2 separate regions of the Homo sapiens genome follow, and region 1 is linked to region 2. The links are chromatin loops, found by intact Hi-C in ENCODE. Cell type or tissue: endothelial cell of umbilical vein. All regions are shown on one strand. Links, peaks and the distances in the headings refer to the core of each region. The heading gives the core; the rest is flanking DNA.

Region 1 (4,399 bases), core at 324-4,323, 260 kb before region 2:
ACTCCCATAGCAACGCCCACTTTTATGTGTATGGCCCTGTGATTTAAAGTTCACCCTCAATCTCTCAGTCTAGACTAACAATAGTCAAAATATTCTTGTTTAACCTTTTCTCCATTAACATTTTGGATCTCTTCTGTCTCCCTTCTACATAAATGCCAGTCAGGGCCTACTTATCTCTCTCCAAATCATCTTTCAATTTTCTCACAGTAATCCCTTTCTTCATCATCTTTATTAATTTGGTTATTCACATGACTCATAGAAATCTATCAACAGAGCAATAAATTGGCTGGGCACGGTGGTGCATGCCTGTAATCCCAGCACTTTGGAGGCAGAGGCAGGAGGATCACTTGAGCCTAGGAGTTGGAGACAAGCCTGGGTAACATAGTGAGACCCCATCTGTACAAAAAATAAAAAGTATTAGAGAGGCATGGTGATGCGCACCTATAGTCTCAGCTACTCGGGAGGCTGAGGTGGGAAAATCGCTTGAGCCTGGGAGTTTGGGGCCGCAGTGAACTATGATGATGCCACTGCACTCCACTCCAGCCTAGGTGACACAGCAAGACCCCATTGCTAAAAAATTTTTTAACAAGTTTAAAATAAGTAAATTAAAATTGTTATTGAAACCATCCAACTTTCCTTTAAAATGTCCCAAGCAGAAATAATCCTAGATGAGTGGTATAATTTTTGCAGTATTGGGAAGACTGTTGTCTGTGATTACTTCCTCTACTTTTGCCTGCTTCCTTGATATCTGAACTTGTTTTAAGAAGTAGTACATCTTATTTTGCTATTAGAGAAAAGGCAAATATCTCTCAGAATGGTAACACATTGATTTAATTTTATTCTGAGTGTAAAAGATGGATTTGAGACTAGGGTTGATGAGGTAAGGAGAGAATAGCACAGCACTGGGATTCTGCAGGGAGAGAAAAAGGTCCTGGAAAGGATAGAACATTCCCTTATTGAAAAATCTGTCCTGTCTCATTATTATTTACTCATTGACTTATTCTCCGCATTGTAAAAAAGAATTCAAGGCTGCTTCTAAAGATGCACCCAATTTAGCAAGATAAACTGAAAATAAGTAAGAAAATAGGCAAATGGAAAATATGGGAAGGAAGGTAAGGCGAGCCAGGAGTGATGTTAGCATACCAGCCATGTGCTGGGCCACTGCTCGTACACACCTGACTCGGGGAGGGGGAGCAAACCTAGCCCCTAGTGTTCTGACAGCCATTGTGAAAAATAAGCACGTGACCACCAATAACATTTGTAGGGAATTAGAATCTTGGGGGATGAGCCCCAGACCTATTGTCGAAGCCAAAGTAACTTCATCTTGGAAGCTGATCCGCCATGTTTGCTTTTGATGAACTCCTGTTCTAGGAATGCTTCTGATATTTCCAGTTTATCTATTGTTTCTTGTTGAAGAACATGTACTTTGCATAAATCCTACCCTTAGGTAGGAACTCATATTTACTGTAAATCCTGCTCTTAAACAAATTCCTGCACATTCCCTCTGAAACATTATTCCTTTTCCCAATGGTACAAGAGCCCTTGGGTTGGAGGGTAACAGTGCAGAGATCTACCTATCTTGCGGCCATCCAAGACCATGCATCTGTCTGTAAATTCCCCAATAAAATCAGCCTATAATGACAAACTGAATTTGTTGCCTCATTCTTTGGTTTCTCGGCTCTTTCTGCATGGGGATTTGCTTTGCATATGTGGCTCTTTCATGGAACACCTATATTTTGAAATGGCTTTTCATGTTATTCTGATGTGTTTTCTTCATTAAGGCCCAAGTTCCTAAAACATTCATTCTCTTCCTCTTTTCTAGAAAAGAGGTCTTGCCCGCCAGCAATTCCCACATGGGTATTGGGGCAACACCATGATACATATTCAAGATAAAGTACAGGAAAAGCTTTTTGCAGTGGAATAAAATGTTAAAGGGAATTGCTTTCCTTGATAGCAATCAGGTCACCAAAGTGAGATGAAGAAAAATTTTTTTGAGAATGCAGGATAGAATAATATTATTTCCCTTATTTCTAAGAGTTAAACAATTTAGGATTAAAAATTTTAAATATACTAGAGGGGTCCATGAATTTTAATAGTAATAAAATGGTTATTTAATACTGCACAATCCTCAGCTTTTAAGGAAAAACATGTTTGACTTATTAATTATTTAGGACAAATTTTGGTGAAGTTATTCCAACTTGCATGGCTTAGGAATGACAATTTGGGGATTTACATTTCCTAACTGCCTAATGAAGTCTGCTCCTTCCTTCCCTAGACTATATGTATTTGCTGGTACTCTTAATATCACATTTTATAAAACAAATGAGATCACAAGGGCATATATGTTTTTTTCTCTGTGTGTGTCTGTGTGTAGCATTTCTGAGTATGTATGAATATGAAGTATGCTTTGATTTTTATGCATTGATTTACATGAATAGGAAAATGTTTGAATTTATAGTAAATGGTTTTGGCCACCTTCTCTGATGTTACTGTAACTGAAATAGCTCAAAAGCACAAAAGGTCATGGGAGGCATTTATGTAAAACTTACTAGTGCTGTTTATAAGGGTATCTTGTGTTTTATTACTTTGTTAATGTACCTTTCAGGAAATCCAGTCATGCCATCATTTCCTTCCATATTTCATCTGTTCCTCATTATAAATAAAAGTGTTTATTGCTAACGCTTTCTCTGAGCCATGTGGGGGCGATAGGGGCAGCATAGACTTCTGTTGCATGTCGTTTATTCTTTGGCGTGATAGGCTCACCCAATCTTGAGTGTATTATGTGTGGTAAGAGTGGGCTGAATTTTACATTCTTTTTTTTTTTTTTTTTTTTGAGACGGAGTCTCACTTTGTCACCCAGGCTGGAGTGCAGTGGCGCGATCTCAGCTCACTGCAAGCTCCGCCTCCCAGGTTCATGCCATCCTCCTGCCTCAGCCTCCCGAGTAGCTGGGACTACAGGTGCCCGCCACTACACCCGGCTAATTTTTTGTAATTTTTAGTAGAGATGGGGTTTCACTGTGTTAGCCAGGATGGTCTCGATCTCCTGACCTCGTGATCCGCCCGCCTCGGCCTCCCAAAGTGCTGGGATTACAGGCGTGAGCCACCGCGCCCGGCCACATTCATTGTTTTGCCATGCTCTCAGCATGGCATCTGAGGTGTCATCAATAGCCTTCCAAAGAAAAGATTTTATATACTGAGTCACAACTGTATCCACTCACCTATTGTTAGTCTGCGTCTCCATGGGTACCACATCTAAACTCTGCTCTTGGTTGGGCGCGGTGGCTCATGCCTGTAATCCTAGCACTTTGGGAGGCCAAGGTGGGCAGATCACTTGAGCTCAGGAGTTCGAGACAAACCTGGGCGAAACATGGCGAAACTCTGTCTCTGCAAAATATACAAAAAATTAGCTAAGTATAGTGGCATGTGCCTGTAGTCCTAGCTACTTGGGAGGCTGAGGCAGGAGGATTGCTTGAACCTGGGAGGTCATGCCACTGCACTCCAGCCTGGGTGACAAAGTGAGACCCTGTCTCAAAAAAACAAAAACAAACCATCTACTCTTTATGTGAGAATGGGCATTTATCTAGAAATTTGTTGCATAGACCTTTAATAACGGCCTCAGTTATTAAAAAAACTTCCCACTTCTCATAGAATTCTCTTTATCTCCATTCCACATCAACAACCTATAGATGTGGTCATACTTGACAAGATCTTGAACTCTGTAATTCCTTTCTCTGACCACCACTTCACTTATAAGCCTCAAGTAGGAGGCAGGACTGGATAGACTATGTTGTGGAAATCAATTAAACACTGAAATCCGTTTCTCACTCATGTCACACTCTGGTGCTGGCCAGGCAGCTCTTCCCCAAGTGGGGAGTCAAGAACATATATAGTTTATATAAATGAGTGGTTTCAAGATGTTTCACACTCATGTTTCTATACACAATTTTGCATTTTGCAAGGTAGGGAAGGAGGCAATAAGAGAGGAAGAAGAGGATGGAAGCCAATATTTCTGGGTAATTACTTGAAACCACTGCTGGTGGTTGGTTAAGAAGCTGGGAATGGTTTGCTCCAGAGAAAGTCTATTCCTTAAGGTTCCTTAAGAAATAAAGCTGAGGAATACGTTTATTTTTATTTTTTTAAGTGGACAGGAAGTAGGATTTATTGGTGGGTATTAGGAGGCGGAGGCACAGTGGAAGCCCTCATGATTAATAATATCCAATTAAACATGAAGTAAACATGGGTTGCTTTTGTTTGTATAATAAACTATAATAATAATAAATATAATAAATAGTTTTAAAGTTCCAAAGAACTTCACATTTCAATTTTTATCCTCACTACAGCCCTGTGAAGTAAGCAGCAGGCATTTTTAACCTTTGTTTTACAGATAAGGAAACTGAGG
Region 2 (4,399 bases), core at 206-4,205:
GTATGGAGAAGTAGGCCTGACTTGTTTTCTTCTATTGTAGATGAGATTAGTTTTGTAGACCATTAGTTCACATTTTGCTCCTACCCTTGTGCATAAAATCACTGCATCATTTCCGTGGGGATGAGACTACTGCAAGCTACTTCCTTGGAGATTCTGTGGAAGATGGACATCTTAAAAGTAAACTACTTTTGGTATGACTGCTCATTGGCTTGGCCAGTGATACTTGATGTTATTTATTTTGTGAGTTACTCTGTGTCTTAATCAGCTCAGGCTGCAATAACAAAATACCATACACTGGGTAGCTTAAATGACAGAAATTTCTCACCGTTCTGGAGGCTGGGAAGTCCAAGATCAAGGTGAGTTCCTGGTGAGCACCCTTACCCTGGTTTGCTGATAGCCATCATCTTCCCATTGCATCCTTACATGGCAGAGAGAGAGAAAGGAAGCAAGCAAGCTCTCCTTTCCCTTCTTGTGAGGGCGCTAATATTCATGAGGGCTCCACCCTCAGGACCTACTCACTTCCCAAAGGCCCACTTATGGTATTAGCTCCGCCTCCTAATACCATTGCTTTGGAGATTAGGGTTTCAACAGATGAATTTTGGGAGGACATAAACATGCAATCCATAGCACTCTGCTTTTGTATATTTTTCAAACCTTTCATGCTAATCAGCTGGAAGGTGAATATTTTAAAATCTATTTTAAAACTGGCTTAAGGAGCACACAAAAGCTGATTTCTGATGTTTCTTCCAATACGTGGAAAATTTTGCATGATGTATTAACCCCTAGTTAGGGTCCCTCAACCCCAGTTGAGGACCTCAACACACATTTGGTAATACCTAAGGGAATTTAAATATATATTTTGTAGCCTATAGCATATGGAATTAGAAAAAAATTAGTCTCTTTACTGTAAAATTTACCTTTTAATTATTTGGAAATTTCACAATTGCCAAGTTTCAACTTAAAGTTTCTATTTATTTGGGGCCAGAATTATTGCCAGAAGTGTGCTAATTTGACAAAGGGTACCTTTTACATAAGTAAAGGAAAAAGTGATTACATCATGTTCAGACCTGCTAGAGGGCCTTGTTTTTCCTCTAGTTTTAGGGGTGTGGAGTCTGTCCCAAACCCTATATATGTGTGCATTTGTGTATGTAAAAGACAAATTTTTTATACTCAAAAGTTTGTCTTAAATAATGGCCTATGGCCTACTGATTTGGATAGAGGAGAGAAATTTTGTCTATAAGCAACAAAAAATGCTACACAGCCAGGAGACTGTCACACACAGTTTTTCAGAACCTTTGGGCCACATACTGCACTCCCCTTCCATAGAAATACACATGGGGTCAGTGATTAAGGACTCAATTCTGGTTGTGACTTGGCCATCCATAGGCATATTCTAAAGTTCTATGGCAACCTTTATGAAGCTCGTCTTCTGAGTTGATCACCTGTTCATGCGCTGCCCATTTACAACATACCTCAGGGATTAAAACGTGAGGCTACACCTAAGGAAAGTCGGTCCTAATCCTGCGTTTCCTCCTGCATGTCACTGACCATTGGAGTCACTGCTCTCTGAGGAAGACAGTTTACAGCCTGAGCATTCATGTCACGCTCACAGCCAACCTGTTACTTGCTGGCCTCCTTTACCAAGCTCCTTGTTTCATGAAGAAGTTGTGAAACTGAAGTTGGAGGAAAAAAATTAAGAAATAAACCTCAAAGGTATTTAAAAGGGCAGTAGAGTAATTACTCCTCACACCCAGGGATAAGGATATTCTCATCATTTTCTCTCCTCTTGCCTGGAGCATAAACATTCAGATGTTTGTGAAGAAATGATTAAAAGGAGAGAAAATATCAGGAGAAAAATGATTAAAATGAGAGAAATGTTCTTCCACTGACTAGACCCATTAAAGGGGAGGATTTAACTTTATTGTTAGAGGGGTGAAAACTGGATTTTAAGATATTTCTTCACCATTTTGACATATCTTGGGCTGAACATTTTGATTATTTTAGAGAATCAGGGAGCTTCAGAAATGAAGTTTAATATAAAGTAAGATTGTCTCTGAAGGAAGAAATTGTCCTTTTAACTCAGTGTCAGGTTCCGTTTTCTTACTCATATCTAAACTTCCTGTCACTCCAACTGAGGCTGCACCAGGATAAGAGGAGGGATTTGAGGAATTAGCGCGAATTTAGAAGCCTTTGACTTTTGGGAATTTGCATCAAGCAGATAGAAGCAGGCGGGGGCTCAGCTTTTGAAGTTGGATCATCCAGCTGTCTCACTTTGCCACTTATGGGATCTGTGACTTGAAGCAGGTGACTGACCTCTCCACTCCTCAGTTATCTATGAAATGGGGATAATACTAGCATCTACTTCGAAGGCTTATGGTGATTAAATGAGATAATGTTTTTAAGGCCCTTTCTTCGCATAGTCTGGCACACAGCATTTAAGAGATGTTGACTCGTGTTCCTGTAGTAGCAGTACTGACTCCATCTCAGCCTCTAGTGAATAAGGTATTCAGAGCTGGCCAACAGGAAATTGCTCATTCTTTTGTCCATAAGCAGCAAAATAATGCCAGTGTGACACTGTCAGAGGGCTGCAGTGTGGTCAGTGGCCTAGAGATGCAGCTTTTACTGTTAGAAAACTCACTCGGATGTTTTAGCCGATTCAGAACTCAAGAAATGACAAAAGTCTGTGATTGGACACACTTTTTTTTTTTTTTTTGAGACGGAGTTTCAGTCTTGTTGCCCAGGCTGGAGTGCAATGGTACGATCTTGGCTCACCGCAACTTCCGCCTACTGGGTTCAAGTGATTCTCCTGCCTCAGACTCCCAAGTAGCTGGGATTACAGGCATGTGCCACCACACCCGGCTAATTTTGTATTTTTAGTAGATGGGGTTTCTTCGTGTTGGTCAGGCTGGTCTCGAACTCCCGACCTCAGGTGATCCGCTCACCTCAGCCTCCCAAAGTGTTGGGATTACAGGCGTGAGCCACTGCGCCCCGCCTAGAGTATTCTTTCAATATTGACTTGATTTGTCATCATCATATCTTTTCTATTAAATCCCTTCCACTTCCTTCAATGAAATCGTATATGAAAACAAAGGGAATCGGAGCATTTTGCCCACCTCCTAGTTGGCTGAATTATTTTTGCCTCCCATTCCCATCTTGAAGTGGTATTCCTCAAACTCGTTTCTATGTTTCCTGTGGTTTTAAATAAAGGAATAATGTAGAATGGTATCTATTTTGGACATTCTCATCGTGAAAAGGAACTCTTACACAAATACAAAGCCAAGAGATTGTGTTGCCATTGTTGAAGCTGAAAAGGACAGTCACTGGATGCCTCCCCACCCAAGGCCAAGGCTTTGGTAGGTCCAGGAAGTGAAAAGGAAAGAGAAGCTATGGGAGAGACAAAGGGAAGTAAAAAATGGTTGTTCGGCTCAGCATAACAATCACTTTTGTGGGGCTTATTGGTTGTGCATAAATTTCATCCATTTGGGCACACACACAGATGTGACACCCAGACCACTCAGACACTTGGCTAACACTGATGCCGTCATCCTGAATGTTGTTTCTGGAAGGACTTTCATGAATAGAATCTATTTCAGATTGGCCGTAAGTCTCGATTTATTGATCCGCACCACTGGACTGGGGTGGGGTTGTGTCCACTTTTTCCCTGCCCCTTCCCTGCTTTGGCTCTTGTGATTGTGTCCTCCGTGTGTCAGGCAGAGCCCTGTGAAGGTGTGGATATGTGGCCATATTTTACCTGCATAATCTGCAGTTCATATGATTCAGCCTAATGGGTTGCAATGCCCTGAGGACAGAGACCATACTTTTTCTTCCTTTGTCTTTTTAGCGAAATTCAATCCTGTTCTGCGCCTGCGCCACAGTTGCAGGCTGTACTGTCTGCCCTGTGCATCTCACACACCCCCACTGCACTGTGCACCTAGTGATGGCCGCAGATTTGCTTTTACTCATCTTCCAGGGCCTACCCTGTTAATTCCATCACAGTTGCAGGCTGTACTGTCTGCCCTGTGCATCTCACACACCCCCACTGCACTGTGCACCTAGTGATGGCCGCAGATTTGCTTTTACTCATCTGTTTGCAGGGCCTACCCTGTTAATTCCATCACAGTTGCAGGCTCTACTGTCTGCCCTGTGCATGCATCTCACACACCCACTGGACTGTGCACCTAGTTGATGACCACAGATTTGCTCTTACCCATCTATTTCCAGGGCCTGCCACTGTTAATTCCTAGGAAAAAAGAAAAAACAAGCATGGTGGATTGGTTAAATTGGCATTTTATATTGTTTGTGTTCATGGCCATGCCAATGATAAACAAGAGCTGGTCATGGGCATTCAGATCAGATGAGCAATTAAATCCCCTCCAAAAAACAGAAACCTACTTTTAGA

The links. Peaks named below come from ENCODE experiments on the same cell type or tissue, not always from the same donor. Only the 100,000 strongest peaks of a DNase experiment are listed, where the experiment ranks them.
Region 1: it touches region 2 in a loop (2.7-fold over the local background); 1 of 110 quality-filtered maps calls a loop at or near these places.

The regions. Positions count from the first base shown.
Region 1 is chr6:154,660,195-154,664,593 of GRCh38, reverse strand. No RefSeq gene overlaps it. Among named protein-coding and RNA genes, the nearest start is that of SCAF8, 71 kb to the left of the region's middle. In endothelial cell of umbilical vein, for the core only: a CTCF peak has its summit at 2,689; a DNase peak (open chromatin) is centred at 2,583; H3K27ac peaks cover 937 bases.
Region 2 is chr6:154,397,394-154,401,792 of GRCh38, reverse strand. CNKSR3 (CNKSR family member 3) reads left to right here. Exons shown (of 13, transcript NM_173515.4): 13 at 1-4,399. Among named protein-coding and RNA genes, the nearest start is that of IPCEF1, 43 kb to the right of the region's middle. In endothelial cell of umbilical vein, for the core only: no CTCF peak of the experiment used is centred there; a DNase peak (open chromatin) is centred at 2,512; H3K27ac peaks cover 1,757 bases.